Linked DNA regions of Homo sapiens: region 2 is linked to region 1. The links are chromatin contacts, found by Hi-C or POLR2A ChIA-PET in ENCODE. All regions are on one chromosome and are shown on one strand. Each heading gives the region's core, a stretch centred on a gene start or an enhancer-like site at or near the end of the contact. The rest is flanking DNA. Distances are from core to core; before and after follow the strand shown.

The links. Hi-C counts contacts between places; a loop is a spot of excess contacts on that map. ChIA-PET counts read pairs that join two places held with the same protein, here RNA polymerase II (POLR2A). Pooled maps may share reads with other maps.
Region 2: a loop to region 1 is called in a map of gastrocnemius medialis, with 11 times the contacts of the local background. The contact joins the enhancer-like site here to the promoter of RALGAPB in region 1. A Hi-C loop is called at or near these places in 1 of 168 maps with a recorded cell type or tissue (gastrocnemius medialis) and 1 of 50 pooled maps. POLR2A ChIA-PET finds 5 or more read pairs at or near these places in 1 of 52 experiments (T-cell).

The regions. Positions count from the first base shown.
Region 1 is chr20:38,470,269-38,475,114 of GRCh38, reverse strand. RALGAPB (Ral GTPase activating protein non-catalytic subunit beta) reads right to left here and starts at 2,272. Exons shown (of 30, transcript NM_020336.4): 1 at 2,046-2,272. RefSeq lists a silencer at 1,992-2,191 and an enhancer at 2,482-2,551.
Region 2 is chr20:41,247,053-41,251,787 of GRCh38, reverse strand. The region is part of intron 2 of ZHX3 (zinc fingers and homeoboxes 3); the gene reads left to right. Among named protein-coding and RNA genes, the nearest start is that of ZHX3, 68 kb to the left of the region's middle. Within about 2 kb of position 1,892, at least 26 of the 41 ENCODE cell types and tissues checked have a DNase peak (open chromatin) inside an H3K27ac peak, as active enhancers do; they include gastrocnemius medialis, where a contact is called at or near this core.

The DNA.
Region 1 (4,846 bases), core at 1,023-3,522:
TGCGTCCGATTGTGATAGAATCAGACATTAAAAATCAAACAATGTTGATTGCACATGGTTAGTTACAGAGTGCCTTGCAATTGGTAAGAACTCAATGTGTGTGTTCAACTGCTGGACAAATTGCTGAACATAACTAGAATACTCACTCCTAAGCAAAAAGAACAAAACTCTATAAGCTGGGAACTACCAAACATCTTTTACAAAAATGGAAATAGAGAAGAATCTGTTCGCAACATGATCTATCTATGACATAAAAGGACCCAAACATTCCACTGAGTAAAAGCTTTGTGAGTCTGTATGTCAAAGCACTGGAAGGAATACAGAGATGAAGAAAACATAGTCCCTGCCCTAAAGCTTCTCATAATCTAGAAGTAGGGATAGAACTACAACTCAGAAAAATAACTGATAAGTTTCACTACGATGTTCCTAAAGAGCAAATTGGAAGGACTCAAGGTGGGTAGGGGTCAGGGACAGAGGTATCTTGAAGGGAATGCTTAAAGCTAATGCAGCCAGAGACAGGAAGAAAAGGGTATGTAGGCCTGGCACAGTGGCTCGCATCTGTAATCCCACCACTATGGCAGACCATAGTGGGTGGACTGCTTCAGCCCAGGAGTTTGAGACCAGCCTGGGCAACATGGAGAAACCCCATCTCTACAAAAAAAATTCAAAAATTAGCCAAGCGTGGTAGTCCCAGCTACTTGAGAGGCTGAGGTGGGAGGACTGCTTGAGCTCAGGAGGCGGAAGTTGCAGTGAGCCAAGATCATGCCACTGCATTCCAGCCTGGGCAACAGAGCAAGACTCTGTCTAAAAAAAAGAAAGAAAGAAAAGAAAAGGGTGTGTATATGCATATAGGAGAGAGCAGAAGTGTGTGCGTTTGGGTGGGATGGCCAGAACGTTCAGAGGATGGTCTAGGCAGACTTCCAGCATATGTAAAAACGACCCAGAGGTTACAGACGCTACACCTATAAGTACTGTATATTTAGGAAAATTGCAAACGAGCAGTTTGCATAAGATGCATACATTTTAAATGTTCCAGATGACTCAGAATCCCTGCAGAGAATTCCATCCCTAACAGTCTTTCACAAGGTGTAGTGGTCAGTCAACCTAAAGATCTCTGCGGGTGGAACCTGCAAGTTTAACAAGCTCCCAGACAATTCTCCTGCACACTTAAGCTGGAGAAAGAGAGATGCTTTTTGAGATGCAGAATTATCAAATTACATGCGGTTCCCAAACTTTGCTGCAAGCTGGAATCACTTGGGCATCTTTAAAAAAAAAATATTGAAGTCTGGCTTTCAACTCCAGACATTCTGATTGTTTTGGTCTGGGATGCCACATGGGCATCAGAAACCTTTACAATTTCCCCCAGGTGATTCTACAGTGTAGCAAAGTTGGAGAGCCACTGCCCTAATTGTTAAGCACTTGGGTCGGATGCTCCGGTTCAAATTACTAGCTATGTGACCTTGGGTAATTAAGTCACCCAACCACCCAGGGACTCAGTTGCCTCGTCAGTAAAATGGGGACAACAATCCTACCTCACAGGGTTGCTGTGAAGTTAGACGTGGAGAACGTAATGGCCTGGCATGATGCCTGGCGGATAAGAAGCGCTTAATGGGGGTTAGCTGTTTACTCCCATCATCAACTCTCCCTCATCAAAGTGTCACTGTGCAATGGGCAGCATCGTCCCCACTGGGCGGCAGCAACTTGCCTAACCTTTCTGCTGGACCAAATTCTTTGCGGGAGTTGTCTAGCTCCGCTCCAGACCCGCCCCCTCCCCCAGGTTGCCAGGAGAGAGCTTCGCCTGGCCGGGGTAGCTCCCAAGGATTAGACCGGGTTTACACAGACTCGACAGCAGCCGCCCACTCCAGGGCCAAGCTTTCCCCGCCCCCGTGGGTCTCCCAAAAATTTGCAGATGAGCTTCCAAAGGCCGGGCCCCTGGAGCACCCAGAGCCGAGAAACAAGCCTCAGCCGTCCCTTGACCGCCAGGTGGGGAAGAGAGGGAAGGAGAGGGGAGGGTCCGGCCGCGGCGGGGCCGGCTGCCCGGTTACCTGAGGCGACGGGCGGGGCCCGCATCGCCGGGGCGGGCGCCGCCGCCGGCCGTCCTCGGCCTTCCGCCTCACGCGACCCGCGCCATAGGGCTGGCGCTTTCACCGCCCTGGCCGGCCGTCCTCAGGCGGTCCGTCAGTCCACCCGTCAGCGACTCTCCCAGGGCGCCAAGGGACGACGAAGGCCACTCGAGCCAGCCGGCTGGGATCTGCTCAGGCAACTTCCGACTGCCAGGGGCGGCGGCGTCAAATAACTCCCCAGCCAAGTGGGCCACTGCGCGTGCGCGGTGCGCCTAATCAGAGCTTTCTACGGGGCTGAACCGGTGGCGTCAAATAATTCCCGAGACACAGAGCCGGAAGCTGCGCCTGCGCAGCTATCCCAGATCGCCGCGCGGGACGCATTGCGTTCCTCCCATTCCGGATCAAGTGGAGAGGGAGGAGTGAAGTGACGGATGCACCTACCTCATCGCGGCACAGAGGAGGCGCTCTACCTGCGTCCTTAGGAATCTTACGGCATCCACTCTACCTGCTTTCGGTGCAGACGGATAAGGGGCTTCTCTGCAAGATTCTGGCTCCCACCTAGGTTCTAGGAATTTCTCCCATCCCACCATTACAGCACTCTTCCTCTGAAATGATGCCCTTTGCTCGCCGCCGTCTTATTACACGGGCACAGCATTAATTATGAACAGTGCTCTATTCCAGGCCCGGTGTGGGTTACAAAGGTGAATCGAACATAAGATTTAGAGCCTCTCATTAAAGAGCTGAATCTGATCGAGATAAGACAGTAGTAATAATACTAAGAGATACTACTTCGAGCACCTGCCATGCGCTAGACATTTTGTAAACAGTACCACTTTCAATAATTTGCTTTCACTTCAACGAAGAAAATAATACCATTGGAGAGGTACAGCTTAAGTGCTTTGAGAATCTAAAGGAGGAAACTTGGACTGAGAAAGAAGAGGAGGGAGGGATGGTGGAATTCTTCACGGAGGACCTGGCCTTGAGACTGACCTTGGGTATTGAGAGAGGGAGGAGGGGTCAGGGTGTTGAGTAGAGGTGAAGGCACGGTTGTCTGAAAAGCAGAAGGGAGCAAAGAAGATTCTGACTCCTCACCTCAGTTAGAAGAGACTATGGAGGAATGAGTGATAAGGGAACTAGTATCCTCACAGAAAGGGTAAAACTGAAGAGTGTTTCCTCAAGACCACACCTCACCCCCCAGAAAAATAGCTACAGGAAGGAAGAGGGAAAAGGAGGGTAAGAATGTGCTAGGACAGGAACGAGGCTATGTCCAGGACACTGGATCCAAGCAATACATTTCAATTAAACACAGTGTGACAAATTATGTAGTTGGCTAACTCAAGATCTATTTCAACCACTCCCTTGCCTTTCTATACTACAGGGGCTGAAAAGCAAAGCACACAACTCTCAACTTTCTTTGCTGCTAAGGGTGGCAGTGAGACAAAGTCCTGGCCACTGAGATGTAGGCAGAAGTATCAAAGGAGACCTTCCCTTCCTTCTTCCCTTGGAGAAGTTTGTGTCCTTCACTTTTCCCCTGCTTCATGCTTGGAACTGGGTAACACCTGGGAGCACAGCAGCCTAGAGGCCATGAGGAGGGCTGTGCTGAGGAAGGTGGAGCAGAAAGACAGGAGCCTGTTTGTTTAAGTCATACTCAAGCAGCTACACAAACCCTGTACTACCTTCCTGTCTTATCGGGATGAGGGATCTTATATATACCAGAGTTTGTTGAGTTTTATGTTACTTGCAACCAGATGCATTCTAACACAATTAATACTGAACCCCTGTAACAGACAAGGGAGGGGTGACTAACTGGAAGAACAACGGGTGATGGGAATTGGAAAAGTGACAGGCACAGAGGATGGGAAAGCTGTCCCAAAGCCCTTGGGGAGATGATGAAAATACAGCTATCACCCTTCTAGTGGTTTCAATTCATTCCTGAAATTCTGCTTCTAAGTGGAAAGCTGTTAAATTTTTCCCATTAATTAAAATGGGCAAAATTGTGTTCAATTCCAGCCTAAGGCACCTAAATATTTTTAACAGAAAAAATATATTGATGCAACAGAAAATTATACAAACAAATAATTTTGCTTAAAATATGGTTTTTACATAACATGTAAGGCAGTAAGACTTACTGCTCTGGACAGAAAGACAAGATTTAATATTAGGTGCAAGTTGGTGGAGGAGAGATGCAAGTGAGTGGTTCTCTAAATGATGGTTTGTTTTTTTAAGACACAGGGCCTCGCTATGTTGCCCAGGCTGGCTTCAAACTCCCAGGCCCAAGCGATCCACCTGCCTCAGCCTCCCAAGTAGCTGGAACTAAAGGCACACATCACTGTGCCTGGCATAAAAGATATGTTTTTTCTGCACTCTTTGCTAATTTTTTAAAACTTTTGAAGTCTTCACTTAAACAAACATAAAAATAAAACACACATACGCACATATACCTTGAGGGAAAATTAAAGACTAAACATTAGAACACTTTGAAACATTTGAGAAAAGCACACATGTACAATAAACTTAAGAGACACATGAGATGCTACACATAGTAAAACATTTTGGATCTCCAAACATAGTGCACAATTCAAATTTGTTCCACGGCATGATCTCTAACTAGAAACATCGACTAAACTGGGGAATGTCTTCATCTGAACTGTAATGTCAAAATATCATTGTGTATAGTGTGTTTGGAAAGGCACAGAATTGGAAAAAAGAGGAGCAGCGGTATAAGCTTTTGTGACAGACTTTTTTCCAAAGATCACTACACCAGTCTTTTTTGTTTTATTTAC
Region 2 (4,735 bases), core at 643-3,142, 2.8 Mb before region 1:
TCCAAATATTTTTCTGTATCAAAAATGATAAGCATAATGTAAAATAAGCATTGCTATTCTATCTATTCTATAGACAGTACTCTACTTTTAGCTTAACTATTTTGTTGAATTTGAAGTGAGTTTTTGTGAACAGCATATAGTTGGGTTGTATTTTTATTCTACTCTGCCAGTCTTTGCCTTTTAGTTGGTGTATTTAGATCATTTATCTTTAAGCTAATTATTGACATATTAGAGCTTTAATCTGCCATTTATTATTTACTGTTTCTTTTCTTGTCTTTCTCTGGGTTACTTGAACATTTTGAGAGGTTTTTATCTTGACTTTCTAATAGTTTTTTTAGTGTATTTCTTTGTATTATTTTCTTAGCAGTTGCTCTGAGTATTACAGTATACCTATGTGACTTACTGTAGTCTACTATGATCAGTATTTTACCACTTTGAGTGAAATGTGGAAACCTGATTTCCATTCAGGTCCCTTTACCTTCCCCCTTTTAATTTTTAATTTTTTTAAGACACAGAGTCTTGCTATGTTGCCCAGGGTAGAAGTGAACTTCTAGACTCAAGCAATATTCCTGCTTTAGCCTCCCAAATAGCTGGGACTACAGGAGGATAATCTATATATATATATATCTCCCCATATTTCTGCCTTTTCTGTTGTTTTCTGTTCCCTTTTGATGCTTCAGAATTCTTTTAATCATTTCCTTTCTGTTTGAAAAACTTCCTTTAACCATAAAAATGTTGTGCCACTTCCTTCTGGCCTCCATGGTTTTATTTTTTAATTTTATTTGTTATTATTTTTTATTTTTAGTAGAGACGGGGTTTCACCATGTTGGCCAAGCTGGTCTCAAACTCCTAACCTCAAATGATCTGCCTGCCTTGGCCTCCCAAAGTCATAGGATTACAGGCGTGAGCCAGTGTGCCCGGCCAGGCCTCCATGGTTTTAGATAAGAAACCTGTTGTCGCTTGATATTCCCTTATAGGTAGTATGTTGTTTTTCTCTGCTTTCAAGAGTTATTCTTTGTCTTTAATTTACAGAAATATAATTAAGATGTGTCTTAGTGTGGATTTCTTTGAGTTTATCCTATTTGGGATATGTTCACCTTCTGAATCTAGGTTTATGTCCTTCAGCAAATTTGGGGAATTTTCAGTCATTATCTTTTTGAATACTCTTTCAGCCCTTCTTTTTATTCTCTCCTGTGACTCTGATAATATGAATATTGGATCTTTTGCTATTGTTTCATAAGTGTTGGAGGTTCTGTCTGTTTTCAGTCCATCTTCATGGTTTTGCCATGTTGCCCAGGTTGGTCTCGAACTCCTGGCCTCAAATGATTAAACCATCTCAGCCTCCCAAAGTACTGGGATTACAGACATGAGCTACCACGCCTGGCCAACAGGTGATTTTTTAAAATCTACTTCGGACATTTTGTCTATTAAGAGAGTCTGGGTCCTATTTAAATCTTCCATTTTAGCAGGCGGTCACAGTGTTTAGATGCAGCATGTGAGCTGGGATTTACTCTTGTGGTTCCAACGATGATTTACTTTTCAGAGCCTTTGCAGTACTCTTTTGGTCCACTTGGTTTATCTGGTGCTGCCACGGCTCCCACTAGTCCCTGTTGGTGCTGTCTGATGGGGGTAAGGAGTTTCCCCAGGCCATGCTGCCTGATATCTAGGTAGAGGAGGGAGTCTCCATCCTGCTGGGATGCAGCTTGCTTCCTGGGGGCCCTGTAGTTGGGGGGAAAAGTGTTTCCCCAGACTGCTTTATTGTTAGTGGGGTCCTGAGCTATCCCCCTTGTTGGTGCTTCCAGCTGGCTTGGTATTGTCGGCAGAACTCCCATTCAATCCTCTGCTGCCCTCTGTTGCTAGGTTGGGGGTTGGGAAACACCCTCGGCCACCTTCTTCTATTGAATGGGGGTGTGGTCATAAGATGTGCTGCTATGTTGTTCCTCCAATCCTGGGTCCCTAAGTAATTCACCTTCCTTTTTCTTTCAGACTTCTCCTTTGGTTGCCTTTTGTGTTATTTTCAGGATTTACAGTTGTGCTTACAAGGAGGTGGGGAGAGAAATGGGTTTAGACCATCTTGTCTGAACGGTGACAGGGTTCTATTTAACCATTCATCTTTTGGATGCTAAGATTGTTTTAAATGGTGAGTAGATTAGACTTTGTATTGGAGAACTGGGGGAAGGAGGCCTCCCAACGACCTTGATATCTGAAAGGCTTTCTTACTCCACAGACTGATGGGCCTGGGCCTGGTTGGCCGCCCAGTGCAGGCTATTACTCATCTGCCTTCCGCTTGCTTGGCTGGTGATGTCAGTTCTTCGTGTCTGCTTTAAAGGCAGGCTTTTCTTGTTCTTATGCTCACTGAATAATGCAGTAGTTTGTTATACTTTTAGCATGATTAAAACAGAGGAACTGTCACTTTTGTAGGGTCTTTTCTTGACCTATCCTTTTGGTCAATGTTGTTTCCCTTTTGGCAAGGGAATTTTGCAATTTATTTTAAATTCAGTCATGCAAATTGTATTTAATTGTGACTTAACTATGAGATTTTTTTTTTTATGTGAACAATTCTGTTTCAGGGCTGCAAAACAATGACCAAGTTTTTCTTATATTAGTGTGAAGAAAGTTTTTAACATTTTCCATTTGTGAATGAGGAATTTGAGGTCATCTCAGTTCTTCCAAAGTAAATGTACCTTTAAAAAAATCAGAGTGAGAAATCCTATATAGTGGAAGTCATGGGTAATTTTGTATAGTTTACAAGAATAGTTTTGCACAAATAATTTCAGGTTAAAATTGCATACTATTTATCCCCACCCATTTCCTTTATTGGCTGTGACACACAGGAATTACGCCCATTGCTTGACTAACCTTTCTGACCTTTTGTTACTTGGCTATAAATTGACTTGGGTCTTTTGCAAAAACACTGTCAGGGGGGAAAAATCTTTTTGTTAGAACCCAGCCAATTCCTGCTTCAGTGGAGAACAGTTTGTTCTCCTGAAGAAATGAGCCAGTTCAGTGAACAGAAAAACATAGCCATAAACTGGCATCGTCAAACACTGCAAAAGCGATTGCCCACATTCATTCCACAGAGGAGGGAGCTTTATAAAAGAATGAGGTTTTGGAGAGAGAAATACAGTTTTGAGCACCATGGGCTTTAGGTCAATGTAATTGACTCGTTAGAGTGAGCTGTAACCACATAAAAAAATTTTCTTTTCCTGAGCTCTGGCAGCCACCAACATTTTAACATTTTAAACAGGAATATTGTGGAATTCTCCTGCTGCCTGCTTTCAGTCCTCTTGACTGTGTTGTATAGCATGTATCCTCTGCATTTCATTTGATGTTCCCATGAGATTGGAAGCTGCCTGTGTTCAGCAATGCAAACATTTCCCAAGTAACTGCTCTGTGCAAAGCTGAGTGTTGTTATACTTTTAGCAGAGAAGACATTAATAATGGTCAGTGAATTACAAAAAAAAAACCGGAGAAACTGGAGAAATCGTTGTATGACAGGCACAGGTGCAAAGTAGTAGAAAAATGTACAAGACACAGTTCTGGACAGACTGTACCACAGAAGTAGAGGCATTTGAGAGAGGTTTGAAGTCTGTTGAAGAATTTGCCAAATGGATGAGAAGAGTATTCTCGTCAAAGAGAGGAGTATATGTAAAGCTGAAGAGTGATGACCCAGCATGGGGTTTCAGGTACTATAAGTAGATTTACGCTTGGGTGTAAAGTATAAGGAGGGAAACGAGTAGCAGACAGTGAAACTGGAGAGGCGCAGGGACCTGATACCATCGGTCTCAAATGCCACCTGAAACAGTTAGGAATTTATACTGTAGGCCATGGGAGGCTCTGTAAGAGCTTGAAGCAGGGGAATGGCCTAGGCAGAGTTGAGGTAGGAAGATGTGGGTTTGTAAGGAACTGTTCAGAAAGGGTGGGTTGGACCAGACTAAGACAGGATCATGATACCAGGCTGAAGTGGGCAGACTTTGTCCTGCAGGGAATCACTGAAGACAATGATATGTGCTCTAGAAAGGCAAATATGGTTGTGATTCAGGGGAGCATACAGGGAGGGCAGGGTGCAGGCAGTGTAGATTGCTGAAGTTACTGCAGAGGTTTACAAGCCACAGGAGAAGGATGGTGCTGCAAAACCTTACTCAGGGTGCAAGTTGGTCACTGGGGAGTGGAGGGGAAGAGGAAGGAGGCAAAAAGCCTGAACATGCTACTTAATTCTCCTGTTAAAGACACTTAACAGGCACTTAATGCCTGTTAAAGATACTTCCACACAGACTATCTTGTTTAATTTTTATAGTGGGCCCTATCTTGTCTATATTCAGATGATTTCCATTGTGCAAAAGAGAACTGAGGTTTGGGAGGTTCAATACTTTGCCCAAGACCCAAATGACCTACACTAGGAAGTAGCTGAGTCCAGATTAGAACCCAGGTTCATCCAACTCTGAACACAGTGACATGCCACCCTTGACTAGTACTTGCTATAACTGAGCTGCCCAGTATTAAGCAAGTCTTTCTTTTTTGAAACAGGTTCTCCCTCTGTCACCCAGGCTGGAGTGCGGTGGCATGATCTTGGCTCACTGCAGCCTCGACCTCCTGGGTTCAGGCAATCCTCCTGTCTCAGCCCCGCCAAGTAGCTGGAACTGCAGGCATGAGGCGCACGCCACAATGCCCATCTAATTTTTGTATTTTTGTAGAGACAAGGTTTTGCCATGTTGTCCAGGCTGGTCTCAAACTC